5 separate regions of the Homo sapiens genome follow, and all the other regions are linked to region 3. A link is a contact called in ENCODE Hi-C or POLR2A ChIA-PET data. All regions are on one chromosome and are shown on one strand. Each heading gives the region's core, a stretch centred on a gene start or an enhancer-like site at or near the end of the contact. The rest is flanking DNA. Distances are from core to core; before and after follow the strand shown.

Region 1 (5,346 bases), core at 2,123-4,622, 700 kb after region 3:
TCTTGATCAACTTATTTTAAGAATTCTGGGCCAGGCACAGTGGCTCATGACTATAATCCCAGCATTTTGGGAGGCCGAGGCAGGGGGATCACCTGAGGTCGGGAGTTCGAGACCAGCCTGACCAACAGGGAGAAACCTCATCTCTACTAAAAATACAAAATTAGCCAGGCGTGGTGGCGCATTCCTATAATCCCAGCTACTTGAGAGGCTGAGGCAGGAGAATCACTTGAACCCAGGAGGCGGGGGTTGCAGTGAGCTGAGACATTGCACTCCACTCCCATGGGCAACAAGAACGAAACTCGGTCTGAAAAGAAAAAGCATTCTGAATTAGGTGATGAGAAGGAAGCAAGAGAGAGTTAAAAAGGCACATTCACTGAGAAATAGCCCTGGAGAAATATAGAGGAAAATAATATTGCTTTGACATGTTGTTTTAGTCATGGCAGTTATCAAGAAAGAAACCACAGTGAACCACGGCTGGAACATTGCACACCCGACAGAGAAGAAAAGCCTTGGCCAGGCACGGTGGCTCACGCCTGTAATCCCAGCACTTTGGGCGGATCACGAGGTCAGGAGATCGAGACCATCCTAGCTAACACGGTGAAACCCCGTCTCTACTAAAAATACAAAAAAATTAGCCAGGCATGGTGGCGGGCGCCTGTAGTCCCAGCTACTTAGGAGGCTGAGGCAGGAGAATGGCGTGAACCTGGGAGGCAGAGCTTGTAGTGAGCCAAGACTGTGCCACTGCACTCCAGCCTGGGCGACAGAGCGAGACTCCATCTCAAGAAAAAAAAGAAAAAAAGAAGAAAAGCCTTGTATCGTGGCTGTAAAGCCCCGCTGGTACGGACATGTTCACAGAGTCTGTGGGAAGAAGTATGGAACACCAGCCAGGTAGAGGAGAGTGAGGTGTCATCATCAGTTGAGTAATTTCAAAGGGTGTCCAGTTATCTTTGTTTGCATTTTCTATCTTTAATGCAAAATGTGTGCAATACAAATAGAATGGTAACTTGCATGTCCCATTTTGTGTAGCTGATTTTGCTCACTTTTGGAGACTCTTGTTGGGGCAGTCCTGGAGAAATAGCTGAGAGAGCAAAACAGCTGAATATTCATTATTTTCTTAAGTGGTCGATAACTGCAAAAGCTCTATGTCATTTCTTAAACAGTTTCTTTCAGTCTCTTTACCTCTAGGTATGCTAGTTTACAAGGACTCTAGATGCCCTGGGAGCTTCAAAATGTTTCACCAATTATCAGAGGAAGGTAAGGCCTGCTGGAAACCAGAGCAAACCAGAATCAGGGACTCCTTGTTATCTTTAGATCATTAACTTATTATTATAATACTAAAATCCCCACCCATAGAAGAAAATTACTATTTTCTGACCATGCATCGTATGAAGACACATGTTTATGGTTTGTGCCTGCGCATCTAAAGTTCCTCCCTGCACAGACTTACAAACCTTTCCACCCCATATCTAACTCTTTAAAATTCTCCAGCTTTCCACAGCTTGGGGAGGAGGAGGTGTTTCTGGAGTGAGAGGTCACTCCTTCTCCTTCTCTGGCCAGAGAATAAATCCAGCTGGCCTTTTTTTTTTTTCCAATTTTGGTGTTCTTTCTTTGCAAGTGATATAAAATAAGGAAAGGACTCAGTTTACCTATGACAGTTCTATCACTTTATATTTTGAAAAGTTACACATCTTTTCAAATCTGTAAAGTTTGAGTACATTTTCCTCTCCCTCGGACCTCCCCTAAATGAGTAGCCAATTGTTTAAAGATCCTATCTGGAGGAATTTATTTCTCCCTTGATTTAAATGTTTTTATCACACACTAAGTTCCTACTTTTTTTTTTTTTTTTTTTTTTTTTTTTTTGCATACAGAGTCTCACTCTGTTGCCCAGGCTGGAGTGCAGTGGCATGAACATGGCTCACTGCAGCCTTGACCTTCCGGGCTCAAGCGATCCTCCCACCTCAGCCTCCCGAGTGGTTGAGACCACAGGCGTGCACCACCACTGGCTGATTTATTTTTATATCTTGTAGAGACAGGGCCTCCCTCTGTTGCCCAGGATGATCTTGAACTCCTGGGCTCAAGCAATCCTGCTGCTTTGGCTGCCCAAAGTGCTGGGATTACAGGTGTGAGCCACCACACCCGGGTTCCACCTATCTTCGTGTTTAATACTTGACTCCATTCTGTTCCAGTAATTTATCTGTCAGGTCCCTTACTAGAGCGGCTTTAATTTCACAGCTTTACCATCGCTCTTAATATCTCCTTGGCCACCGGCTTACTTGTGAAGTGTTCATCCCGTGGCCTCTGGATACTCACTGTCTCCTGGTCTTCCTCTCCTCCCTAGTGCCTCAGCTTAGTCTCCTTGATGTTGGTGTCCTTTAAGGAGCTGTCTTCAGTCCCCCTCCATGTCACTGTACCCTTTCCCTGGGCAGGACCCTGTCTCCACTCTTGCCCTTTCTGCCCATTTTCCAGGGTGCAGCCAGAGTGCTCTGAGTTGCAAATGAGATCATGCCACACCCTTGTTTATAAACCCACTTATTGCTCTCAGGGAAAATTCCAGACAGACTCCTTAACACCAGCACATAACGGCTGGACGAGGTTCAGGTGAATGTAGTTTGTTGGGAGGTGACCCAGGAAGAGGCATGGGGAAGGGAGGCAGGGAAGGGAAGGCAATCGACACAGGAAGCACTAAAGAGCAGGTCACGACCAGGCATGGTGGCTCACGCCTGTAATTCCAGCACTTTGGGAGGCTGAGGTGGTTGGATCACTTGAGGTCAGGAGTTCGTGACCAGCCTGGCCAACATAGTGAAACCTTGTCTCTACTAAAAATACAAAAATTAGCCGGGCGTGGTGGAGGGCGCCTGTAATCCCCACCTACTCGGGGAGGCTGAGGCAGAAGAATCGTTTGAACCCGAGAGGGGAAGGTTGCAGTGAGCCGATGTGGCGCCGCTGCACTGCAACCGGGGCAACAGAGCGAGACTCCATCTCGGGGGTGGGAGCGGAGGGGGGTGGAATTAAAAAAGGAAGGGCAGGTCATCGCTGTGGGCATCTGGGCTCTGTCCCACTAGGGTCCCCTGGAGACTGCCTAGACCTGCCTCAGTGCTGTCCCACCTGAGGGAATTGGGGTATTTAATCAGCAGTCCCCTAGCCTCTATTCTCTGAGAGCTCTCTCTCTTCTTTCTCTCTCTCTCTCTCTCGCTCCTTCCTTTTCTTCTTCCTCCTTTCTCCCTGTCTTCTCCCTTCATGGACGTCAGCGCTTGACGCCATGTTTGTTTGTGGCCCCGCCCACAGCCATAGCTGATTGGACTAGGGATAAATAACTAGGCCAATCATTCCCCTTGAATTCCGGAACTGGATAGTGGATCTGGGCTTGCACTCGAACTGTGGACACCTAACCTTGAAGGCAGTGTTGGACCACGTGCCCTGGGAGAAACAGAGGAATCCATTGTTTACAGAGACTCACAATGGGCGCACAGAGAGACAAACAGAGGCGGGCCCACGCAGTTTCAAACTGAAAGAGCAACTTCAGCTCAGGACAGTTTAGTTTCTGATTCTATTAATAGGTTCTCATGAGGTTGGGCCACATTTCCTGCACTTGAGCTCTGTGAGATAAGTGTTTCCTCAGAAAAACCTCCCTTTTCTGCTGAAGAATGTCACCTGATTTTCTGTAAATTGTAAACACATACACACACATGACTAAGAAATCCACCATTCAATCCCCAATCCCCATTTCTTCACACGTGGCTTCCTACTTCACAAAGAAACAGAGACCACCATTCTCAACATCCCACTTAGTCTATCAAAATCTTTGAATGGCTCAAATGGTTCCATCTTCTCTACATCCTTGCAACACACACACATTTTCCCATGACTCCATTAAAGACCATTCTTACCTCTCTTTCTTTATTTTTTTAGACGGAGTCTCGCTCTGTCACCCAGGCTGGAGTGCAGTGGCGCGATCTCGGCTCAGTGCAACTTTCACCTCCTAGGTTCAAGTGATTCTTCTATCACCCTTCCGAGTAGCTGGGGTTACAGGCGGGCGCCATCACACCCAGCTAATTTTTGTATTTTTAGTAGAGACAGGTTTTGCCATGTTGGCCAGGCTGTTCTTGAACTCCTGATCTCAGGTGATCCACTCGCCTCGGCCTCCCAAAGTGCTGGGATTACAGGCATGAGCCACAGCACCCGGCCTCTTACCTCTTTTTCCTCCTAGCCAAGACTATAGAAGAAATAGTCCATGCCTGTCTCCACTCTCTCCTCTCATTAGTCCTTACTTGCACTGTTTTGTGGGAAAGCGTTTCATTTTGAAGATGTGACTTGAAGTGTCTGTGGGTTATATAGGTTCATAGATTCATAGACTATGCACAGAATTCAGATATGGTCTGGAGATACAGATTTAGCGTTCAGTGATTTAAAAAGTAATGAACGCAGGCCGGGTGCAGTGGCTTACCTGAGGTCGGGAGTTTGAGACCAGCCTGACCAACATGGAGAAACCCTGTCTCTACTAAAAATACAAAAAATTAGCCGGGCATGGTGGCGCATGCCTGTAATCCCAACTACTCGGGAGTCTGAGGCAGGAGAATCGCTTGAACCCGGGAGGCAGAGGTTGCGGTGAGCCTAGATCGCGCCATGGCACTCCAGCCTGGGCAACAAGAGTGAAACTGTCTCAAAAAAAAAAAAAGTAATGAACGCATATGGTAGAAAAAATTCAGATACAAGCAGGGTGATAAATAAATCGTCAAACACCGACTAATTCCCCCAGCCTCAGCTCGCTTCCCAGAGACCACCTTGTATAGCCTTCCAGATGTGCTAGCTTCATGGGCATGGGACCTGTGCAGTCATATAGGGACCCACACTTAGAAGGAATCTGAATTTGTTTAATGCTTTGCTGTCACCATTTTGAAATGTTTAACTTTTAAATAACGGACTTCACATTTTCATTTTGCACTGGGCCTTGCAAATTATATAGTAGATCCTGTTTCCAGTTATATTCCATGCATAATTAAACATATAATATACATATATACCCCCTCCTCCCACCTGCTTCGCATTTAGCATTTGATTATTCTTAAAACAATGTGTGTGGATGAAATTTCCCAGGGAGAAGATGCAATAGTCATTAGCGCTGTTCACCAAATATTTCTGCTTCTGCAGTTTCTGGATACATGGGGGATATATGCGGGAACTGCATTTCCTGGTTCCCTAGTGGTTGGGTAGGACTAAGTGATTAGTTTTGACCAATGAGTAATGAGTAGAAGTGAGTGCATTTCTAGGTCAGAGCTTTTTTTTTTTTTTTTTTTTTTTGGTAACTTTATATTCTTTCCATCACGAGGTCAGAACATTTAATTGCTA
Region 2 (5,535 bases), core at 2,382-4,881, 630 kb before region 3:
AGGAATGGGGCCTTGCAGGGAATGAGCAGCTAGCACTGCACCTCTGGACTCGCCGAGGCAGGCGTCTCCGGTCTGCCAGACGGCAGCGGCTTCCTGCCCTGCCTCGTCAAAGATGCTGAACGCCCGCGGGCCCTTGGGGACCGTTTTCCCAGGAAACCTGGCAATTAAGTGCCAGCCCCTATTGGGCATGAACAGCAATGGCTTGCACTTATTGAGTGCCAATTGCATGCCGGGCACTGTGCATGCCTCCTTTTCTCAAAACCACCCTAACAGGGAGTTGGCAACCCCCCTATTTCATAGACAAAAAGACCTGTGGCTCAGAGAGGCTAAGGGACCAGCCCAAGATCACACAGCCAGAGCAAGTACAGCCAACACAGTTCCAGTCCTGACACTGTACTTCACACACCCAACCCTGGGGAGGCTGGAACTCTTGGCTTCCATCGGGCAGGCGAGGTCCAGATCAGAGAAGCCAGGTAACCTGCCTAGGACCTCACACCTGGAAGCTGGCAGAGCCCAGATTTGGCCCCAAAGTCCATACTGCTACCAGGGAGAAGTGGGAATTTAGCAGGAAAAGCCTCTTGTTTTATTAATAGCAATAATATCTACTATTGTTAATTGAGTGCCAGGCTCAGCGCTCAGTGCCTTATGTGCCATGTCACAGCAAGTGCACAGCTGTTAAAGCCTTTCACAGATGTTGTCTCAATTGCCTCAGAGAGCTTAAGTGATCAACCCAAGGATCCCCAGCAATGGGAGACCCTCATGAACACCAGCCCTCAGAAGGGTGTGGGGTCATGTAAACTGGGTCCCAAAGGTGTTTCCAGCAAAAGGAGCTGTATTGGCCCAGACTGTGGGACAGCTCCCTACTATGTCCCTGAGACCCCCTTCACTGACCCTCCCCACCTTGGCTGGGGAGGGCACCCGGTCTCCCCTCACCACAGACAGGTGGCACTGAGACTGGCAGCGAGGAGGTCCCTCCAAGTGCCTCCAGCTCTGCTCCACCTGGGATATGGAGAATGTCTGGGGGTGGCACAGCGGGAGCCAGAAATCCAAGGGCCCAGCAGTCCTGTGGGATCTGATTTGTACTCAAAAGTTCTATTTATCGGAGAAGGAGGATCAGGCCCAGGTTTGAGAGGCATGGGGGTGGGGGTGGGGGGATGAGGAAAGAAAGCCAGCAGAGCTAACACCCACAACAAAAAAGATCATTCCGGCCCCAAGGCTACTTCTTCTCTTCCTCCTGACCAAGCCACTCTGGACACTGTGAATTCACTCATTCATGGTTCCCATGACTCTAGGAAGTAGGTACTATTAGCACACCCATTTCACAGATGAGGAAACTGAGGTGGGGCAGTTAAGCAAGGCCTTATAGCTAAGGAAGTGCCCAGATCTTCAAAATTCTGCTCCCAAAGACCCAGGAAATTCCAGTGCTATGTATGCAAGAGATGCTCAAGGGAGACTACTGAAGGAACACCTCATAGCCAATAACAGTAACACTAATGAAGGCAATGATAAAATCACCACTACCACCACCACCACCTGCAACTGAACCTCTCTTTGCCAGGCAGCAGGTGCTCATTACACACTGGCTCATTAAATCTCCACTGCAAACCTGTTACTCCCCCATTTTACACAGAGGGAAACTGAGGGCAGAGTCACTTGCCCACGCCTTCAGCTGAACGAAGGCAATAGGAGTAGCAAAGCACAGTCTCCAGGACCCTCCTCACTATCCTCCTCCACTTCCTGCTGAGCCCCTGCAGACCCTGAGCCCCCAGCTGCTGATGCTCTGAGCCAGCCCCTTCCCAGCTGGCCGCTCTGTGGCCCACAGGGACTCACAAAAGTTCTAGGAATGCTCACCCTTTGGCTCAGAAGGATTTTCCCTCCCAGAGGGGGTAGTGGGAAAAGGCTCAGGAAAAGTGCACTAAAAACCCTTCCAACTTCCCCCAGTAGGCCCTGGCTCTCATCCTCCGAGCCCAGCCTGCCCAGGTGGCCTCTGACGGCTCTCCCTCCACGAGGGCAGGTCCCGAGGAGCCTCCAGAGCTGTTTCCACTCAGGCAGCCAGGTCAGTGATGGGAAACCCAGACACAACCTGCGCCTGCATCCCTGGAGACCCACAGGCCCACTGCCCTGGCAGGGGCCCTGAGGCCTGGCTGCTAGCCGGTGTTAGGGAACTGTCATCTCCCCGGCGAGGGGCTGCGGGTCAGATCTCGGTCCCTCCTGCCACCAAAGCTGGCCTTGCCGACATTGCCTTGCCGGGGCCTCTGCTCTGAACCCCCCACCAGATTTCACTTCCTCCCACTCAGCCCAGCCTGGCCGTGCCCCTCCCTGGAGGCCCCCAGCTGCAGGCAGTGACCTCCTCACCTACATCATTGTGGCTGGGAATGGGGAAGAGAAACAGGAGAATGAGGAAACTAAAGAAAAAAAGAAGCGGGACAGGCAGGCAGACCCTCCTCTCCAGTTCCTCAAATGCAGTCCCCCTCCCTCAAAACAAAGCTCCCCTGGCCGGAGGGAGGGAAGGGAGGGAAGGGGATTTCTGCACCAGGCATCAGAGACCTCTGAAATACCATCCCTACCGTGCGGATCTAGAAGACCAACACCCACTCCAGACGTTTTTTGGTCGGGGGATTCCCAGGGAACCCCAGGCAAGAGGTGTGAGAGGATCAATACCAGAAACCTGTCTCTGGGACGCCTAGCCCTGGTGAACCGCCCAATTCAGCAGCATGCGGGGGCCTGGCCCGGTCGACCTCGGCAGTGCAGGAACTGGGGAGAGGGGCTTCCTGAATCAGGGCGCTACCCTCTTAGCCACATGGCCCGGAATGGGGAGTGGGGAGGGGCCGGCGCATCCTCCCCCGCTGCCCCCACACCCAAGGGCTCATCTGTGCTCACAGCCTCAGTTTGACTACTTTCACTTTCAGGGTAGCAATGGGTGACCCCTGACCGCTCCTCCCCAGGCACAAGTTGAGGGGAGGGCCGCCCCCAACCGGCGAGGCTACCGTAGGGTGGGCTGGGGGCGTCAGCGATGCCCTCTCCCCCATCCCACGGCCTCAGTTACCCCAACGCTCTCCCTAACACGTGTGTGGGTGGGGGTAGTGGCTGAGTGGGGGGTCGTAGGCGCTGGGAGCCGTCACCCCGGAACGCCTCCATCCGAGTTGGCTGCAGGGCAGTATTTTGGGCTGGGGGTGACGCGCAGAGCCCGGGCAGAACTGGACACGGGGCCTCCTCTTTCCCCACAAAAGCCCTCCCGGCCCCGGAGGAGGGGAGCGCGGGCAAACGCGGGCTCACCTGAGAGACAGGAGCTCTGGGCCCGGCCGGCCCATGGCGTCGCGCGCCCCCGGGCCCTCGAAATCCCGAGGGGGCGGGCGGGCCCCCGCCCTGGGCGCGTCCTCTCCCGCCCGCCGGCTCCTCGCTCGCGGCTCGCTCGAGCGGGGCTCAGGCAGGAAACCCGGGCTCGGAAAATGGCCAGCGCCTCATCATTTCCGCCGCCAGCGCTTGACAGTTGCGGGAGGATGCGCCCCCGGGCCGCCGCCGCCGGGGAAACTTTGCAGCGGCCGCCGTCGCCACCGCGGGCCGCGACAGTCCGGGCGGGCAGCCGGGCGGAGGCGGTGGCCCGGGCCCATGCCGCCCCGCGCCGTTATGTAAAGAGGAACCGGCCGTGCGAGCGGAGCCCGGCGGGGGAGGCCGGCCGCGACAGGGGCGGGGCAGGGGCGGGGCCACCAGGAGCCACGCCTCAGGCCGCGCGCGAGTCGGAGATTCGGCTGGAGGGGCGGGCCATGAGGGCGGAGCCCGGACTGGCCCCGCCTACCAATCCCGCTAGTCCGCGGCTGCCAGGGTCGGAGGGCTCTCCTGGCGCGGGTCCGGAAAAAGGCGAGGCCTTGCGAAGCCACGCCCACCACGTGCCCACCCGATTTCGCGTCCCACAGTCTGAAGATAGAAGTGAGGATCGGAGGGGCGGGGCGACTTTAGCCCCACCCACTCAACGCCGGCAGGTCACCAGGTGCCTCAGCGCCTGGAGGCGGGGCCAGATGAAGGGGCGGGGCCTAGGGCGGGCAGGGTCGAGGGGCCTGGCCTCCAGGGGGCGCGCCCTTGCTGACTCCCTCCTGCAGGGCCTTATCAGTGCCCGCAGGGCTGGGCGGTGCAATAGCGACCACGGCTTTCATCATCGCCCCAGGGAGGGAGCCCAGCCCTGCCCGACCCTGACTATCTGCGATCATGCTGACCCGACCCGCCACGGCCCCAGGCCCCCGATTTGGGTTCTGGCCCCAGCCCTCAGCTTTGCCTTTGCTACAGCCGGTGCCCGTATAGCCCAGCCTCGCTCCGGCCGCCCGTCCTGTCCCCCAATTCTAGGAGGGGTGCATCTTTCTCCAGGAAGCCCTCTCCGACCGCTGGCTTCCGTGGCCTCTGCGCCCACCCCCCTGCCCGCCCCCGGGCTACTTACATTTTCTCCACGGCCTCATGGGGAGCTGAGACGGACAGTGGGGTTCCCCCTAGTCCGGAGTGGGACATGCTCTCAGCCAGCCTCTCCCCCAACATGTGGGAGGGCGGGGAGGGAGGAATGTACTCTTCTCCCCCTCCCCCAACAGGAAACAAGTCGCCCACGCCCCCAGCTTGGAGGGGCCACCTCGAGTCTTCCCAGGCAGCAAGTGTCTCCATTCCACTGCCTCCCCCTCTTCCTACCCGGGCAAATGACTTGACTTCTCCGTACCTCTCCACTTCCTTGCCTATGAAATGGAAATAATGTGTACCCACTCTCCTGGCAGTGAGAATTAAGTGAGTTAATGCATTAAAGCAGTTAGCTCGAGGCTTGGCTCCAGGAAGCTCTCTGTGTTAAACAAATCGGCCCCAGTCCTGACCTTAGAACTACAGGAAGGGGTTCCCCAGAAGGTGGGGATTTCCAGACTCCGAGTAGATGGGGGAAGGGAGCGGTCTGCTACAGGATTCCTGGTGTCCAATGACCTTGAAGAAAAAGGCCACAAAAATCTGCTTTCCGCACATTTCCAGGCACTGTTCTAGGCGCTGGGAACACAGCAGTGAACAACACAGATATCCCTGCCTGCGTGGAGCTGATATTCTAGTGGGGGGACATAAGGCACGAATAAGCAAGTGGGATCAGCTATGACAATGACAAAACAGTTACGGGATGGAGAGCTGGAAGGGGATGTCTTAGATCCAGGGCTCAGGAAGGACACCTCTGCGGAACTAACATGTGAGCTTAGAACCCTCCATGACAAGAAGGATCCAGGTGCTATAACGTCTGAGGGAAGAGCATTCCAGGCCAAAGGAACAGCATGTGCAAAGGTGCTGAGGTGGGAATACATGTGGTGCTTTGGAATAAAGTCATAAAGGCAGTGGTGACACCTATACTGGTAAGAGATGATGTTTCAAAGGTGGGCCCATCACATGGTGTCTTGAAGGTCTTGGTGGGGACTTTGGGAATTATTTTGAAGGCAGTAGGGTGCCATGGAGGGTTGTGAGGAGAAGGACCTGTGGAGTGTGGGATTCAAGCTGTTCACACGGCATCTGAGGATGTGGGAAGAGGGGTGG
Region 3 (5,834 bases), core at 931-3,430:
CCTCAAATTCAGCGCCAATCATGGTGGCTCACACCTGTAATCCCAGCACTTTGGGAGGCCAAGGTGGGTGGATTGCTTGAGACCAGGAGTTCGAGACCAGCCTGACCAACATGATGAAATCCCTTCTCTACTAAAAATACAAAAATTATCCTGGCATGGTGGTGGGCACCTGTAATCCCAACTACTCAGGAGGCTGAGGTGGGAGAATTGCTTGAACCCAGGAGGTGGAGGTTACAGTAAGCCGAGATCACACCACTACACTCAAGCCTGGGCGATGCAGCAAGACCCTGTCTCAAAAAAACAAAAACAAAAGCAAATACAAAACTCAAATTCAGGGCACTGCATTGTTCTTGGCCCCATTATACAGATGAAAGAACTCTAGGGTCCAAAAGCTCAAAAGAACCTGTACTCCAACCCCAAACTCCTAGCTCTTATCATGCAACTCAACTGCCAGCATCACAGACAAAGCAAAGCTGGAAAAGACCTCACACATGGGGCTGCATGGTGCAGAGAGCATTGCCTCAGCCTCTCATGTCGGCTAGACAACACTGAGTTCAAATCCCTTTCCTGGGACTTAGAAGCTGCCGACTTGGGCAAGCCGTGTCAGCTCTCTGAGCCTCGGTTTCCTTATCTATAGAATGGTAATAATAACAGTATCTCGACCAGGCGTGGTGGCTCACACCTGTAATCCTAGCACTTTGGGAGGCTGAAGCAGGGGATCACCTGAGGTCAGGAGTTCGAGACCAGCATGACCAACATGGTGAAACCCCGTCTCTACTAAAAATACAAAAATTAGCTGGGTGTGGTGGCGGGCACCTGTAATCCCAGCTACTCGGCAGTCTGAGGCAGGAGAATCACTTGAAGCCGGGAGGCAGAGGTTGTAGTGAGCCGAGATCGTGCCATTGCACTCCAGCCTGGGCGACAGAACGAGACTCCGTCTCAAGATAGTAATAATAACAACAACAACAACAGTATCTCTCTCTCAGAGGGGTGTTGTGAAGATCTGATGAAACGAGACATGTAGAGTTCCGAAATGATAGTAAGGACTAGAAAATGTATGTTGTTGTTAGAATTAGTACAAAACTGAGGCCCAAGTTTACACAAATTAGGTAATGGCAGATCCAGGCTTAGCAGCTGGTCTTGCAGCTCTCACTCCAGCATATTATTTCCTTTTTTTTTCTTCTTGAGATGGAGTCTCGCTCTGTCGCCCAGGCTAGAATGCAGTGGCGTGATCTCAGCTCACTGCAACCTCCGCCTCCCAGGTTCAAGCGATTCTCCTGCCTCAGCCTCCTGAGTAGCTACGACTAGAGGGGTGCGCCACCGCGCCTGGCAAATTTTTTCTATATTTAGTAGAGATAGGGTTTCATCATGTTGGCCAGGCTGGTCTCAAACTCTTGACCTCAAGTGATCTGCCCGCCTCGACCTCCCAAAGTGCTGGGATTACAGACGTGAGCCACCGCAGCTCTTGTATTTTCACCAAGAGAGTTTCTTGCTACTTACTCTTCCACCAAAAACAGTGATAATACTAATTATTTTAGTTATTACAGCTGAGACTCTGTGTTCCAGATCCCATCTTAACACCTTACACCTGCTCATCAAATCATTGTGACAACCTTGTAACATAGGTCCCATCATTATCCTTAGTTTATAGATGAGGAAACTGAGGCCCAGAAAGCAAGAGAACCTTGCCCAAGGTCACACAGCTAGTAGACAGCAGGGCTAGGATGCAAAGGCAGGCAGCCGGCCCCAGAGTCCACCTTGTAATCTCTGCACTCACTGCTTTCCATTAAACTTCTTGGGGATTTACCGCAAATCATGGTTACTTTTCTTTACTATTATCTCTATATATATATCAATTGACTTTCACTTACACAAGTAATATGTGAATGAATACATTCTAAAAAACAAAAACAAAATTAGGGCATGACTGACAAAACTAAACTCTGCTTGGACATTACTCTTATTTTCCACTGTGAGTAGTTTGGTAAGAATCCTCTCAGCCTTTTGCCTACACGTTTACATATGTACTTTACTGCCACTTTGCATACTCTTCCCACTGGGCCTCTAGAAAACAGTAGCTGAGACGGCAAACTTGAGACTGAAGAAAGGTTGTGGGGGCTGGAGATGGTATCACTTTCTGTTTTCTGTAGATCAGTTACCTATAAATATTCTGAAAGCTTCCCGGCAGGTGACTCAGCCAATGGGCCAGAGAGTTGGATGCATAATTAGGTTTCCTTGGCTATCTGCAGAGACAAAACCAGAGAAGGTGGGCTGTCTCTATCCAATATGGCTGCCACTCACCAAATGGGGTTTTGGGCCCTTGAAATGTGGCTTGTCCGAACTGAGATGGGATATAAGTGCAAAATACCAGATTTTGTAGCCTTATACAAAAAAAAAAAAAGAGGATAACATAGCTCATGCTTTTTTAAAAAAAACCTTTCCTATGGTGCTAAATTAATTTCTTTTCTTTCTTTCTTTCTTTCATTCATTTTCTTTCCTTCCTTCTTTCTTTTTTTTCTTATTTCTATGAGTCAGGGTTTCACTCTGTCACCCAAGCTGTAATGGCCTCACAAGTAGCTGGGACTTGTGTATGTGTAATCACTTCTAGCTAATTTTCTTTACTTCCTTCCTTCCTTTCTTTCTTTCTTTCTTTCTTTTCTTTCTTTCGAAACAGGGTTTCACTATGTTGCCCAGACTGGTCTCAAATTCCTGGCTTCAAGCAATCCTCTCACTTTGGCCTCCCAAAGTGCTAGGATTACAGGCATGAGCCACTGCACCTAGCCTTGAAATACTTTCTTTTTTTTCTCTCTCTCTTTTTTTTTTTGAGATGGACTGTCTTGTCACCCAGGCTGGAGTACAATGGCATGATCTTGGCTCACTATAACCTCCACCTCCCAGATTCAAGCTATTCTACTGCCTCAGCCTCTCAAGTAGTTGGGATTACAGGTGCCTACCACCGTGCCCGGCTAATTTTTGTATTTTTAGTAGAGACGGGGTTTCACCATGTTGGCCAGGCTGGTCTTGAACTCCTGACCTCAGGTGATCCACCCGACTCGGCCTCCCAAAGTGCCAGGATTACAGGCATGAGCCACTGTGCCCGACCAGAATGCTTTCTTTATATTGATTACGTGTTAAAATGGTCATTTTTAAAATATATCAGGTTAAATTAAATATATCATTTAAATTAACTTCAGCTTTTTTAATGAGGCTACTGGAAAAATTAAAAGTCCATATGTGGTTTGAATTCTTTTTTTTTTTTTTTAAACACACTCTGTTGCCCAGGCTGGAGTGCAGTGGCGAGATCTTGGCTCCCTGCAACCTCTGCCTCCCAGATTCAAGCGATTCTCCCGCCTCAACCTCCCAAGTAGCTGGGACTACAGGCGCCCACCATCACACCTGGCTAATTTTTGTATTTTTAGTTGAGAGGGGGTTTCACCATGTTAGCCAGGCTGGTCTCGAACTCCCGGCCTCAAGGGATCCATCCGCCTTGGCCTCCCACAGTGCTGGGATTACAGGCGTGAGCCACCGTGCCCGGCCTTGAATTCTATTTCTAATGGATAGCGCTGTTCTAAACAGTTGCTTGAGGAGACACTATTTTAAAAAATTATCTGAGAATGGTAATGATAGTTCGATTGTATCAGGTGCTCTAAGATGAGGTTGCAGGCTAAACACTTCCCATTGCTTATCTCTTCCATTCCTTCACAACAGTTGCATGAGCTAAGCACTATTCTTACCTCCATTTTGCAGAGGAGGAAACTGAAGCTCAGAGAAGTGAAGTCATTTGCCCAAGGTCACACAGCCAGGAAGCAGCCAAGCAGCAATCTGAACACATCCCTCAAGGGATTAACCCTGTGGATGACAGGACAAGAAAACCATTCACAGGGACCCGCCTCAGAGATGAGTATAGTCAGAAGAAAGTCCTGGAAAAGCCAGGTTCCAATGGGATAATACAAGCCCATCTCATTCACAGCCCTTTTTTTTTTTTTTTTTTTCTTTTTGAGACGGAGTTTTGGGTCTTGGTCTGTCACCCAGGCTGGAGTGCAGTCGCATGATCTCGGCTCACCGCAACCTCCACCTCCCCGGTTCAAGTGATTCTCCTGCCTCAGCCTCCTGAGTAGCTGGGATTACAGGTGTGCACCACCACACCTGGCTTTTTTTTTTTTTTTTTTTTGAGACAGAGTCTCACTCTATCGCCCAGGCTAGAGTGCAGTGGCTCGATCTTGGCTCACTGCAACCTCTGCTGCCCAGGTTCAAGTGATTCTCCTGCCTCAGCCTCCTGAGTAGCTGGGATTACAGGTGCCTGCCATCACGCCTGGCTAATTTTGTATTTTTAGTACAGACGGGTTTTCACCATGTTGGCCAGGCTGGTCTTGAACTCCTGACCTCGTGATCCGCTCGTCTCGTCCTCCCAAAGTGCTGGGATTACAGGTGTGAGCCACCGTGCCCAGCTTAATTTTTGTATTTTTAGTAGAGATGGGGTTTCACCATGTTGGCCAGGCTGGTCTTGAACTCCTGACCTCATGTGATCTGCCCACCTCAGCTTCCCAAAGTGCTAGGATTACAGGCATGAGCCACTGTGCCCGTCCTCATCCACAGCCTTTTGGGGGTGGGGGTGTTGTTTTGTTAGTTTGGGGGCCAGAGGAGAAACCAATCAGACAATTCGATACCTGCTTCTCTGCCCTACCCATTGCAAGGCCCAGCCCCTGCTCTGAATTAATATGGAGTTTACATTTGAAGAGTAAGTGTTAGTTTCTTTTTTTTTTTTTTTTTTTTTTTGAGACAGAGTCTTGCTCTGTCGCCCAGGCTGGAGTGCAGTGGGGCATTCTCGGCTCACTACAAGCTCTTCCTCCTGGGTTCACGCCATTCTCCTGCCTCAGCCTCCCGAGTAGCTGGGACTACAGGCACCCACCACCACACCCAGCTAATTTTTTGTATTTTTTAGTAGAGATGGGGTTTCACCATGTTGGCCAGGCTGGTCTTGAACTCCTGACCTCAGGTGATCTGCCTGCCTTGGCCTCCCAAAGTGCTGCGATTACAGGCATGAGCCACTGTGCCTGGCCAAGCTAATGCATTATAATTAGTGTATAAGGAGCAGTCAGTATGACCAGAAGTCACTTTGATTGTCATCTTAGTTTTGGCAGGTTTTGGCTGGCTTCTTTACTGCATCCTGTTTTATCAGTGGGGTTTTTATGACCTGTAAAAATACAAAAATTAGCCAGGTATGGTGGCACACACCTGTAATCCCAGCTACTTGGGAGGCTGAGGCAGAAGAATCACTTGAACCTGGGAGGTGGAGGTTGCAGCGAGCTGAGATTGTGCTGCTGCACTCCAGCCTGGATGACAGAGTGAGACTTTGTCTCAAAACAAACAAACCAAAAACTATATATCTATCTATCTATATCTGTCTAGATAGATAGATAGATATAGCAGCAATGGCTGCTTCCTGGCCATGTGACCTTGAGCAAATGACTTCACCCCTCTGTGTGTGTGTGTGTGTGTGTGTGTGTGTGTGTGTGTGTGTGTGTGTGTGTGTTTTAATATAATGCATTAGCTGCTAAAAGACACTCCCACCAGCACCACAACAGTTTACAAATGCCACGGCAACGTCTGGAAGCTACTGACAGAGCAGGAGCACTGTAATCTCTGACAAACAGAGATTTGTTAAAGCAGCTTAAAGCTGCTTTAAGTTCCAGCTCCCTTTCCAGCTTCATTCATTTCAAGGAGATCACTTCTCTTCTAACTACAAGCAGCCAGAAAGAGCAGAGAGTAAAACACAGATAAGATAGCTCGGGCACAGAGGGATGTGGGGGGAATGTCTCTTAGGTAACTGCCGA
Region 4 (6,104 bases), core at 3,204-5,703, 990 kb before region 3:
TTGCAGTGTTGCCCAGGATGGAGTGCAGTGGCAAGATCAAAGCTCACTGAAGCCTCAAACTCCTTGGCTCAAGCAATCCTCCTGCCTCAGCCGCCCAAGTAGCTGTGACTACAGGTGCTCACCACCATGTCCAGCTAATTTTTTTAAGCTTTTGTAGAGATGGAGTTTTGCTATGTTGCCCAGGCTGGTCTCGAACTCCTGGGGTTAAGCAATCTTCCCACCTTAGCCTCTGAAAGTGCTGGGATTACAGCTGTGAGCCACCACACCTAGCCTTGGGAAATCCATCCTTAATTGCCTGTCAGTTCTCTCTTTAGTTCAGTGCTTCACACTGTAATCCCAGCACTTTGGGAGGCCAAGGAGGGAAGATTGCTTGAGCCTAGAAGTTCAAGACCCAGCCTGGGCAACATGGCAAAACCCCATCTCTATAAAAATTATAAAAAATTGGCTGGCTGCAGTGCCTTAATCCCAGCACTTTGGGAGGCCAGGGCAGGTGGATCACCTGAGGCCAGGAGTTCAAGACCAGCCAGCCTGGCCAACATGGCGAAACCTCATCTCTACTAAGAATACAAAAAAATTAGCCAGGCGTGGTGGTGGGCACCTGTAATCCTAGCTACTCAGGAGGCTCAAGCAGGAGAATCGCTTGAACCCAGGAGGTGGAGGTTAGAGTGAGCCAAGATCACACCACTGCACTCCACCCTGGGCAACAGAGCAAGAGTCTGTCTCAAATAAATAAAATAAAATAAAAAATACAAAAATTAGTCAGGTGTGGTGGGGTATGCCTGTAGTCTCAGCTACTTGGAAGACTGAAGTAGGAGGATAACTTGTTGACTGAGCCTGGGAGGTTGAGGCTGCAGTGAGCACTACTACACTCCAGCCTGGGCAACAGTGAGAGACCCTGTCTCAAAACAAAAACAAAAACAGAAAGAGAGGGTAAGAATAAAGATGCAAGTTTTAATTCACCCCAAACTCCCATTCTACTTTACCACAATCTAGCTCACCCCTTCAGGAAACAAACTGCAAATACAACAGCATCCATATCAAATGGAGTTTGATCACCAAGACACTGCAAGTCCACAGCGTCACTGTTATCCCAGCTCCTGCTTAAGGCTGCAGTCAATATGGAGGCACCAGTGGCCATGAAGCCAGCACTGCCTGTGGCTGCAGAAGCCTCACCCCATTTGGTCCTCACAGCAATTCGGTGATGCAGATGGAATTTTACCCCCCACATTTTTTTTTTTTTTTGAGATGGAGTCTCGCTCTGTCACCCAGGCTGGAATGCAGTAGTGTGATCTCGGCTCACTGCAACCTCTGCCTCCCAGGTTCAAGTGATGCTCCTGCCTCAGCCTCCCAAGTAGCTGGGATTACAGGTGCGCGCCACCATGCCCAGCTAATTTTTGTATTTTCAGTAGAGACAGGGTTTCACTATGTTGGCCAGGCTAGTCTCGAACTCCTGACCTCGTGATCCGCCTGCTTCAGTCTTGCAAAATGCTGGGATTACAGGTGTGAGCCACTGCACCCAGCCATTTTACCCCATTTTACAGATGAGGCAGCTGAGGTGCAGAGTCCACTGCTGTATGCACCATCCCTCTTCCCTGCTGAGTCAGCAATAAGGCCACACTGCAAACAGCCCAGGGGGCTCTAAGAGGTCCAGTTCCAGCACGGCGCCACCAGAGTAGAATGCTCTGTGGTCCTTGGAAAGGGTTAAATGAGATCTGAACGTACTCAGAATGATAACCCAGGTACATTGTTCAGTGAGACGGCGAGCTTCAGAATATAAGTGGTTGCATCTCATTTATGTTAAAAAAAAAAAAAAGTCTGGTGTGCTTGCATTCTCTCTCTCTCTCTCTTGCTGCAGGCACTTGTAAATGCAAACAAAATGTCTACAAGAGACACACCCACCTGTTCACAGTGCTCTTGGAGGGAGTAAAATGGGGTATCCAGAGAGGTTTATTTATTTATTTATTTTTTAAGAGATGGGTTCTTGCTCCATTGCCCAGGCTGGAGTGCAGTGGCACAATCATAGTTCACTGCAGCCTTACATCTAATCTCAAGCGATCTTCCCACCTTGGCATCCCAAAGTGCTGGAATTACAGGCATGAATCACCTTGACTGACCATGTCCAGAGAGTTGTAAGTCAGTCCTCTGCAATTTTATACAGTGGGCATGTGTTACTTTAATGATCTCAAAAAGTCTGATAAAGAAAAGCAGCCACAGGGAATTGACTCGGCTCCTCCAGCCTACACCCACAGAGTAAATCTGGAGAACAGGATGTGTTACCTATGGGCCTGGGTGCATATCTGGACCCAGCTGCCTCATCTGCATGTGATAAAGGATAAAGATTTTAATCAGATCCTGTGGCCAGAAGGGTTCCTAGGGCGATGGCTGTTCCTTGAGGACATTTCTGAGACAGGGTCTTGTTCTGTTGCTCAGACTAAGTGTAGTGGCCCAATCATAGCTCACTGCAGCCTCGAACTCCTAGGCTCAAGTGATCCTCCCACCTCGGCCTCCCATATAGCTGGGACTACAGGCATGTGCCACCGCACCTGACTAATTTACTTTTTTAGTAGAGACTAGACACAGGGTCTTGCTATGTTGCCCAGGCTGGTCTCGAAATCCTAGGCTCAAGGGATCATCCCACCTCAGCCTCCCATATAGCTGGGACTACAGGCATGTGCCACCGCACCTAACTAATTTACTTTTTTAGTAGAGACTAGAGACAGGGTCTTGCTATGTTGCCCAGGCTGGTCTCGAAATCCTAGGCTCAACGGATCATCCCACCTCGGCCTCCCAAAATGCTGGGATTTACAGGCATGAGCTACTGCACCTGGCCTCTGCTAGATCTTTTGATGCTCAAGTCTTCCAAGCATGAACTTGCACAGGCTGCCAAGGGAGCCATAGCTGCTGCCTTTTTAGCTTGTGTTATGCAAAAGATTTTATTTTATCCTTTTAAAAATTCCCTTGCAAATGACCTTTGTAACATCCCCTAAAATCACACGCATGTGCCTTTACCCATCACCTATATCCAGATTTGCAGCCACACTCAGGGCCAGACCAGCAGGTGTGCTGTTGAAAGCAGCTGGCTAGGAGCCAGCTCTACAGCATCCCAAATCAGCAATAGTCCCAGAGGATCGGTGGTCCCTTTGTTCCCACCCAGAGTCACAACATACCATGGAATGTTCTGGTTAGGGGCTTACTCCTGGAAGTTCAGCTGTGAACCCCAACTATGCCACTGACTTTGGTCTTTAGGTGAGTCACTAAACCTCTTTGTGACTCAGTCTCTTCATCTGTAAAATGGAGAATTACAGTCCCTTCCTACTGAGGCTGTTGTAAAAATTACCTTAAATTGCAAAACAGGTAGACGCTTAGAACAGTGCTGCACAAAGGCTGTGCAGACAGGACAGGAGCTGTGATTAACTATGAAGTGACTGGTTGATGAGGGCCTGTGTGAACCTAACCCTCAGAGCGCCTTTCCATTTATAGGAGAAAAAGCTTAAGTCAGAGAAGGCAGCCAACATGCACTGGCACAAACAAAACAAACTCTTTCATAACCAATTTCAGCCTCTGTGAAGTCTAGAACTTTAACCAAACTCAAAGATCAAAACAAAAAATATTCCAAAGTATTACTGATTGAGCAATCAATAAATGGACCACAGGAATCAGTTTTATCCTGGAAAGCTCCTCCTTGGTTTGGTCGAAGCCGGCGTTGGAAGCCGCAGACACCCCTTGGGGTCGGCCCCCTGGGGCCGAAGGTCCTCCAGGATTCCCTACTCCCAGCAATGGAAGCAGCCGAGCGTGGCCTCGCCCATGGTGAACTGGAGAACGTGGCTGCAAATCACCTCTTTCCTGGTTTTTCCTTTTGAACTCCTTGGATGAGGGCATGAGTCAGGGGGTAAAGGGGATGACTAAGGAAAAGACAGGAAAGTTCCTGCAAAGAGGGACTTGGTCGCGTCTTCTGAGTGGGTGAGGGTGGGGACCCTGCGGAGACCCGAAAGCAAGGACCATGGGGAGAACGGAACCCCGAGAGTTGGCCCTGGAAAACAGACCGAGGCTGGGCGAAGACGGAGAGGGGGCCCAAGTCACGGGGAAATGGGACGGGGACTGTCAGAGGCGGCGAAGGGGCTAAAATGCTTGCAGGAGAGGAGGGGGCAGATGTGCTTCCAGGTCAGCCTCTGCAAACCCCTCGAGCCCCAGATGAGTACACTAAGGCCCACGGCGGCGCGGGGCCTTCCTAGGGGCCTGCGGGGGACTCGGGCCGGAAAACAAAGCGCGAGCCCGGCCGGTGGGCTCACCTGGTTGCAGAAGACCTCGGGCTGCTGGTTGGGGGCAGGCACGGCCTGGGTGGCGGCGGCTGACAAGAGGCGGCGGCCCAGGCGGGGCCCGAAGCGGGCGGCAGCGCGCAACATCGCAGCGGGCTAGCGGACAGCGAGCGGACCGAGAGCAGAGCTAGGGTCTCAGGGCCACTGAGCCGACCCCGCTCCCCGCCCCGCGCGGCAGCCAATGGAAAGGCGGGGGCGGGCCGGGGGCGGGGCTGCCTCTACCATTCCTCGGGATGGGGCGCGCAGCTGATGCAAGCGAAGCGGGTGGCGCTAGGTACCCCCGGCCCGTGGCTGCCCCCTGGCTCGCGCGACGCCTCCGCGCCCGCCACCGCCCTCCGCCTGTGCGGAAAGACCCGGCCCCGCGAACGCAGCTCGCCTTGGTTGAGCCCCCAATGTGTGCCTTTGACCCCAATGTGAACAGGCCCGAGCCAGGGCGACCCTGACCTTCCCGGCTGATGCTCCAGGTGAAGAGACCGGCCGTAAACCCAAAAGCGAGATCATTTCGGAGGTGAAGGAGATGAACGAGGTGACATGGATGGGGCAGACGGCACTGCTTTTATAAGTACCATGGTCAGGAAATGACAAGTGAGACCTGAATGATGACAGGGAACAGCAAGGGCAAAGGCCAGGAGATGAGACCACCTGGCACGTGTTAGAGAAATGGAAAGAATGAATGGAGCCCAGTTAACAAGGAGAGAGGCGGCCAGGGCAAGGGCAGGGACGGTCTTGGAAGCAGCGGTTCAGAGTTTAGAACAGGATGATTTGCATGATTTGCTTATTCTTTTTTTTTTTTTTTTTTTTGAGACGGAGTCTCACTGTGTCGCCTAGGCTGGAGTGCAGTGGCACGATCTCGGCTCACTGCAAGCTCTGCCTCCCGGGTTCACACCAGTCTCCTGCCTCCGCCTCCGGAGTAGCTGGGACCACAGGCGCCTGCCACCACGCCCGGCTAATTTTTTGTATTTTCAGTAGAGACGGGGTTTCACCGTGTTAGCCAGGATGGTCTCGATCTCCTCACCTCATGATCCGCCTGCCTCGGCCTCCCAAAGTGCTGGGATTACAGGCGTGAGCCACCGCGCCCGGCGGTGGGACTCTGATTTCAACACCAGATTCCACCAAAGTCGCCCTGGGGGCTCAGCACCATTCCACACAAACCAGAGGAAGAAAAGGCATGGGGGTGGCCCATGGGAGGTTTCTGTGGGCTGAGCCTGCTCGCCTGGCTGGATTTCAATCACACAACCATGCCTCCATGCAAAAGAGTCTGGGAAATGAGTGGCCCCTGTGCCAGGAAGAAGGGAAATAGGTTTGGAGATCAGCTGCAGAGATAATCTGATAACCAAGACTCCCTTCCTTCTCTGAATTCAGCCATGCAGGCCCCACTTCCCCTTCCCAATGGCGCCTTGCTTTTTTTTTTTAGATGGGGTTTCACTCTTGTTGCCCAGGCTGGCACCATGTGGGCTCACTGCAACTTCCACCTCCCAGGTTCTAGCGATTCTCCTGTCTCAGCCTCCCAAGTGGCTGGGATTACAGGCGCATGCCACCACACTTGGTTAATTTTTGTATTTTTAGTAGAGATGGGGTTTCATCATATTGGTCAAGCTGGTCTCGAACTCCTGACCTTAGGTGATCCGCCCACCTCGGCCTCCCAAAGTTCTGGGATTACAGGCATGAGCCACCGTGCCAGGTACTTTTTTTCCCTTAATACTGTGTGTGGAGATCGTTTTGTCACAGCACACAAGGACTATGTCCCCATTCTCTTCAACAGTTTCATGGTATTCCTCTGGATACATG
Region 5 (5,764 bases), core at 3,261-5,760, 650 kb before region 3:
TCTCACTGACATCACAAAACAACAGGAAATCACACCAGCCACCCATAACAAAAGCCAGCTGGATTAAATAATTAAAAGTGAAAAAGGAAACCAAGACAGAACTAGAATAAAACCTAAATAATTATTTATCTGATCCTGGGTGGGGAAAGGCCTTTCTAAGGTAAAAAAGCAAAGAATAAAACCATAAAGGCGAAGATCACTGGATTTTACTGCCTGGAACTTGCAAACCCCCATAGGTCAAGAAATGCAGGAACAAAATTGAAAAGTCAAATCGGAAACCAGGGAAATATTTGCAACATGGGACAGAGCTAATATCCGTGCCGTGTAGTGTTCACAAATCAAGAAAAAGGCAAGCAGTGCAGGAGACAAACATGCTGAGTAAATAGCCTGATAAATCACAAGAAATGTGTATGACCAAGGAACAGAAGAGAAACAGTCGAAATCCACGGGGACAGAAAGATCAGTGGTTGCCACGGGCTGGAGGCAGGGAGTTTGGGGACTGACTGCTCCAAGGTTTTTTTCTAGGGTGATAGAAATGTTCTGGATTAGATAGTGGTGATCATTGCACAATTGTTTAAATATACTAAAAGCCAATGCATTGTACAATTTAAACAAGTGAATTTTATGGTATATGAATCATATCTCAACTTTTAACAAAGAGAAATGGTCACACTTAGGATAAGATAACCACTTTTCATCCAGAAGGTGGCAAAGGTTTTTAAAATAATACCCAGTGCTGGCACCACTGGTGACAAGAAGATATATGCGTATGACCTTTCTGGAAGGCTACTCAAAAATAATGTATCAAAAGAATAAGAAATGGCTATTAGGCAGATGAAAAGATGCTCAACACCATTTTCCATTGGGGAAATGCATATCAAAACCACACTGAGGCTAAACCCGGTAGCTCACACCTGTAATCCCAGCATTTTGGGAGGCTGAGGTGAGAGGACTGCTTGAATCCAGGTGTTCGAGACCAGCCTGGGAAATATGGTGAAACCCCAGCTCTTCAAAAAACAAAAACAAAACAAAACAAAACAAAAAACCACATCACGTAGTGTAGTGAAAAACAAAAATTAGCTGAGTGTGGTGGTGTGTGCCTGTAATCCTAGCTACTCAAGAGGCTGAGGTGGGAGGATCACTTGAGCCCAGGAGTTTGAGGCTGCAGTGAGCTGCCTCTGCACTCCACTGCACTGCACTCCAGGCTGGGTGACAGAACAAGACCCCGTTTAAAACAAACAAACAAAAAAAACACCACACTGAGAAACTACTTCACACCCTTTAAGATGGCTGGGATGGCTACAATCAAGAAGACAGACAATAACAAATATTGGCAAGGACATGGAGAAACTGGAGTCCTCTCACGCAATGATGGTGGGAATATAAAATGGTACAGTTGCTTCAGAAAACAGGTTGGCAGTCATATTTATTTTATATATAGTCATTTTTTTTTCTGAGTCAGAGTCTCTCTCTGTTTCCCAGGCTGGAGTGCAATGGCATGATCTTGGCTCGCTGCAGCCTCCACCTCCTGGGTTCAAGTGATTCTTCTGCCTCAGCCTCCTGAGTAACTGGGATTAAAGGTATCCACCACCACGCCCAGCTAATTTTTGATTTTTAGTAGAGACAGGGTTTCACCATGTTGGCCAGGCTGGTCTCAAACTCCTGACATCAAGTGATCCACCTGCCTTAGCCCCCCAAAGTGCTGGGATTACTGGCGTTAGCCACCGTGCCCAGCCCAATGTAATTAAACATAGAATTACTGTATGCCCCAGCAATTCCACTCCTAGATGTATCCCAAGAGAAATGAAAACACAGATCCACACAAAAACTTGTCCACGAATGTTCATAGCAGCATTATTCATAACAGCCAGAAAGTGGAGATAACCTGATGTCTATTAAGTGATAAACAAATAAGCAAAATGTGGCAAGTCCATACAATGGAGTATTTTTCAGCCATAAAAAGGAACAAAATACATGCTGTAACTTCGGTGAACCTGGAAAACATGATGCTAAGTGAAGGAAGCCAGACACAAAAGGCTGCATAGTCTGATTCCACATATGTGAAATGTCCAGAATAGGTAAATCCCTGGAGACAGAAAAGAGATGAGTGGTTGCCAGGGGCTGGGGAGGGAGGTATGGGGAGTGACTGTTCATGGGTACAAGGTTTCCTTTTTTGATGACGAAAATGTTCTAAAATTAGATTATGGTGAGGGTTGCACAACTCTGTAAATATACTAAAAACCAATGAATTATACGCTTTACACAAGCGAATTTTATGGTTTGTAAATTATATCTCAATAAAGCTTTGAGAGCAAGAACGGATCAGAAGTGCTCATAAAAGCCTTGACCCAGCACTCCCCTTCTAGGAACTGAGCAGAAGAAAATCATCAGAAGTGGGCACCAAGACTGACATAAGGTGTTCATCCCAGGGTCATCTATACCAGCAAAAAAGTTAAAAATGGGCTGGGCGCGGTGGCTGTAATCCCAGCACTTTGGGAGGCTGAGGCAGGCAGCTCACCTGAGGTCAGGAGTTCGAGACCAGCCTGGCCAACATGGTGAAACCCCGTCTCTACTAAAAATACAAAAATTAGCCGGGCGTGGTGGCACATGCCTGTAATCCTGGCTACTCGGGAGCCTGAGGCACGAGAATCGCTTGAACCTAGGAGGTGGAAAAAAAAAAAAAAAAGAATACAGAAAAATGTTCAGGACACAAAGTGAAAAAAGCAGGTGACCAAATAGTATGAGGAATGCCAGGCCCGCAAAGGCTGAAGCTTTTGTCCACAAGCTCCTGCCTGCAAGGGGCTCCAGACAGAATTGTGCAAAAAGTAATCCCTTCCCAGCAATTGCTGAAGGAATTGGAATTTGGAGGCGGAGGCAAAGTTAAAGACAGAGAAGAGGCTGGGTGTGGTGGTGGCTCACGCCTGTAAATCCCAGAACTTTGGGAGACCTAGGCGGGAGGACTGTTGAGCCTAGGAGTTTAAGACCAGCCTAGGCAACATAGTGAGAGTTTGTCTCTACAAAAAAACTTAAAAATTAGCAGGGCATGGTGTCCTGCTAATGTCTATGCTAATAGCAGCATTAAATAGTCCCAGCTACTTGGGAGGCTAAGGTGGGAAGATCACCTTGAGCCCAGGAGGTTGAGGATGCAATGAGCCGAGATGGCGCCACTGCTCTCTAGTCTGGGGGACAGAGCAGTGTCCCCCAGTCTCAAAAACAAAACAAAAATGACAATAATGACATCTACCAAAATGGAAATGCTGGTTCTCTCTGGGTAGTGAGATTGTGGGAGGTTTTTCTGTTACTGTTTTTTTTTTTCTTTAAATAGTTTCTGCCATGAGCTTTATTAATTGAAAAAGCAAAATAAAAAACATTAGGAACTCAGACATGGAGGCCCTCGGCAAGTTAAAGACAGTTTCCTAGATTACATGGGGTACCCAGATGAAGACAGGGCAGGGCCCCCTTCCAGGTGGTTCCCTAGAGAGAGGTTTCTCTCTCCTCCTACAGTGGTGCCCCTGTGTGTAGAGCTGAGGTTGGGGTTCGAGTCAGGCATGGGGTGGGGGGTCCCAGGCAGCAGCCACAGCGAGGGAGGTCCAGAGGCCAGGTGGCCCTTAATCGCCCCGATGTACACTGTCACCCAGTGGTTCCAGAGGCCAAACAGTGGGCGGGGGCCACAGCCTCCTCCTCAACTCAGAGGGGAGATAGGAAAAAGGGGGTATGGGGCCCCAGAAAGGAAGCTGAGGTGGCCCCTCCTGCACTGGGAGAGGAAGCCCCCCCCGCCACCCACCCCCGGCCGGCACTCGGAGACCTCTTCTAGCGCAATCAGTTTCCTTTTCCATTCACAAAGAACTGGGTGGGGGATTTCCAGCAGCGCCAATGGGGCCAGCCAGGGGTTGCTGTGGGGAGCAGCCAGGCTGCTGCCCATCCCGGGGAGGGACCCTGGGGACCCACCTGTGGGATCTGGTGGCCTCCTTCCCCTTTTTCTGCCCTTCAGGGTAGGAACACATCATGCCAGCTACTCCCTGAGCCTGCAGTTGGCTCAAAACAACCCACTAAGGCAAGTGCTGGCATCCCATTTTCTGTAATGAGCCACTGAGGCGCAGAGAGGCCAAGTTCTTGGCCCAGAGCCACACAGCAAGGATACAAGAGCCAAGATCTGAACCTGACCCTGTCCATCTGCCCTTCTCCAGCGTCCACCCTTCGCCCCTGGACCCTGACCCTGAACCTCCAAGCCCACAGCCCTGACCCCACAATGGTCTCATCTCAATACCAGCCTCGAAAACAAACAAAACAAAAAAATACCACACCAACTTCCAAGAAGCCAGTAAGAGCAGCCAGGCCTGGTAAGCAGGACGGGGTGGGGATGGACCATAATAACTTAATTACCTCCCCCCTTGTTGGATTCAGGGCACTTTCTAGGCTGTGGATTCGCAGAATTTGAGCTGAAAGGAAGCGCCCCGATACCATCTGCCCCCGTGGTTTCAGCGCGGTCGGGGGTTTCTTCTAAGCGGCAAAGCACTTTTTCAAAAACGATTTTGCATGGAACCCCAATAAGGGGGCAGATGGGGCGGCAGTGTGTGTGGCTGGGGCCGCAGGAGCCCTGCCCAACCCCCTCCGCCTTCCCCATCACTCCCAGAAGGCCACTGCAGGCACCCACTTCATAGCTCAGAGAGGACTGGGACCTACCTGGGTCACATGGCAGCCCAGGACAGAGTGAGGATGGGACCTCCGTTCCTACCCCAGGAGCCTCTGCCGCTGGTCCCCCAGGAGACGTGGGCCCAGGAAAAAACCGGCTTCTTAAGCCTGTGTGCCCGCCAGGACCTGAGCTCTGCCTGCCTGCCAAGACCAGGGCTCAGTCTGCCCTGCTTGCCGGGATACAGGCTCGTTCTGACGGTGGAGGGTGGGTGCTTTCTCTCTGCCTGTTCTGGGGCCTAAACACAAACCCCCTGCCCCTGGTGCCCCCCGGCCTTGGCAGACCCACCAGGGACTCTCATTTCCTGCCTTGGCCACCTACCAGCTCTGGGGCCTCGGGCAAGTTTCTGGACCTCTCTGTGCCTAGTTTTCTTGGCTGTGAAATGGCTTCATCACTGTCCCCACCTCCGGGGTTTGTGATAAGGATTCCATGGGATGTGGCGGACACAGTGCCTGTCACATGAAAACCAATTAATAAAAATGGGCCGGGCGCGGTAGCTCACGCCTGTAATCCTAGCACTTTGGGAGGCCGAGGCAGATGGACAGCCTGAGGTCAGGAGTTCGAGACCAGCCTGGCCAACATGGCGAAACCGCGTCTCTACTAATAATACAGAAAAATTAGCGGAGTGTGGTGGTGGGCGCCTGTAATCCCAGCTACTCGGGAGGCTGAGGCAGGAGAATTGCTTGAACCCTGGAGGCGGTGGTTGCAGTGAGCCAAAATCACACCACTCTGCTCTAACCTGGGCGACAGAGCGAGACTCTGTCTCTAAATAAATAAATAATAAATAAAAATGACAACGCCAGTGATGCCTGCAGCAGCAAAGCCTTGCAGGCCCCAGCGAACACTGGCTGTGTTGGGCACAGCTCTAGGTGCTTCCCAGACAGCACTCAGTTGATCCTGGGGCCAGAGCCATCATTCAGCTATTTTTACTTGAGTAAACTGAGGCACAGGGAGGGCAAAGTGCCTTCCCCCGGGTCACAGGCTCAGAAGGGCAGGGGCAGGCCAGGGCCGCGCCTGTCAGAGCCCGAGGCGGCTTCCTGCCGTCCCTCCTCCTCCTCCTCCTCCTCTTCCTCC

What was found. A loop is a pair of places that touch in the nucleus more often than their neighbours do. ChIA-PET counts read pairs that join two places held with the same protein, here RNA polymerase II (POLR2A). Pooled maps may share reads with other maps.
Region 1: a pooled map shows a loop between it and region 3 (10-fold over the local background). The contact joins two enhancer-like sites. A Hi-C loop is called at or near these places in 4 of 50 pooled maps. POLR2A ChIA-PET finds 5 or more read pairs at or near these places in 2 of 52 experiments (GM12878 and activated T-cell).
Region 2: a loop to region 3 is called in a pooled map, with 17 times the contacts of the local background. The contact joins the promoter of SH2B3 here to the enhancer-like site in region 3. A Hi-C loop is called at or near these places in 3 of 37 single-sample maps with no recorded cell type and 5 of 50 pooled maps. POLR2A ChIA-PET finds 5 or more read pairs at or near these places in 1 of 52 experiments (GM12878).
Region 4: a loop to region 3 is called in a map with no recorded cell type, with 7 times the contacts of the local background. The contact joins the promoter of ALDH2 here to the enhancer-like site in region 3. A Hi-C loop is called at or near these places in 1 of 37 single-sample maps with no recorded cell type and 2 of 50 pooled maps. POLR2A ChIA-PET finds 5 or more read pairs at or near these places in 1 of 52 experiments (B cell).
Region 5: a loop to region 3 is called in a map with no recorded cell type, with 5 times the contacts of the local background. The contact joins two enhancer-like sites. A Hi-C loop is called at or near these places in 3 of 37 single-sample maps with no recorded cell type and 8 of 50 pooled maps.

Annotation. Positions count from the first base shown.
Region 1 is chr12:110,077,902-110,083,247 of GRCh38, reverse strand. It overlaps LOC105369976 (a long non-coding RNA gene), which reads left to right. Exons shown (of 3, transcript XR_945334.2): 3 at 435-551. Among named protein-coding and RNA genes, the nearest start is that of C12orf76, 32 kb to the right of the region's middle. RefSeq lists enhancers at 3,382-3,511, 3,652-3,731 and a cis regulatory region at 2,993-3,823. Within about 2 kb of position 3,372, at least 19 of the 41 ENCODE cell types and tissues checked have a DNase peak (open chromatin) inside an H3K27ac peak, as active enhancers do; they include GM12878, where a contact is called at or near this core.
Region 2 is chr12:111,404,019-111,409,553 of GRCh38, reverse strand. SH2B3 (SH2B adaptor protein 3) reads right to left here and starts at 3,631. Exons shown (of 8, transcript NM_005475.3): 1 at 3,277-3,631. RefSeq lists silencers at 3,293-3,872, 3,993-4,152.
Region 3 is chr12:110,772,962-110,778,795 of GRCh38, reverse strand. No RefSeq gene overlaps it. Among named protein-coding and RNA genes, the nearest start is that of PPP1CC, 33 kb to the right of the region's middle. RefSeq lists an enhancer at 1,999-2,338. Within about 2 kb of position 2,180, at least 2 of the 41 ENCODE cell types and tissues checked have a DNase peak (open chromatin) inside an H3K27ac peak, as active enhancers do; they include GM12878, where a contact is called at or near this core.
Region 4 is chr12:111,765,282-111,771,385 of GRCh38, reverse strand. ALDH2 (aldehyde dehydrogenase 2 family member) reads right to left here and starts at 4,453. Exons shown (of 13, transcript NM_000690.4): 1 at 4,290-4,453. The coding sequence starts at 4,403. RefSeq lists a silencer at 4,446-4,765 and an enhancer at 4,225-4,994.
Region 5 is chr12:111,429,042-111,434,805 of GRCh38, reverse strand. All of the region lies in intron 2 of SH2B3 (SH2B adaptor protein 3), which reads right to left. It overlaps LOC124903019 (a long non-coding RNA gene), which reads left to right. Exons shown (of 2, transcript XR_007063462.1): 2 at 1-2,322. Among named protein-coding and RNA genes, the nearest start is that of SH2B3, 26 kb to the right of the region's middle. RefSeq lists an enhancer at 3,763-4,072. Within about 2 kb of position 4,510, at least 12 of the 41 ENCODE cell types and tissues checked have a DNase peak (open chromatin) inside an H3K27ac peak, as active enhancers do.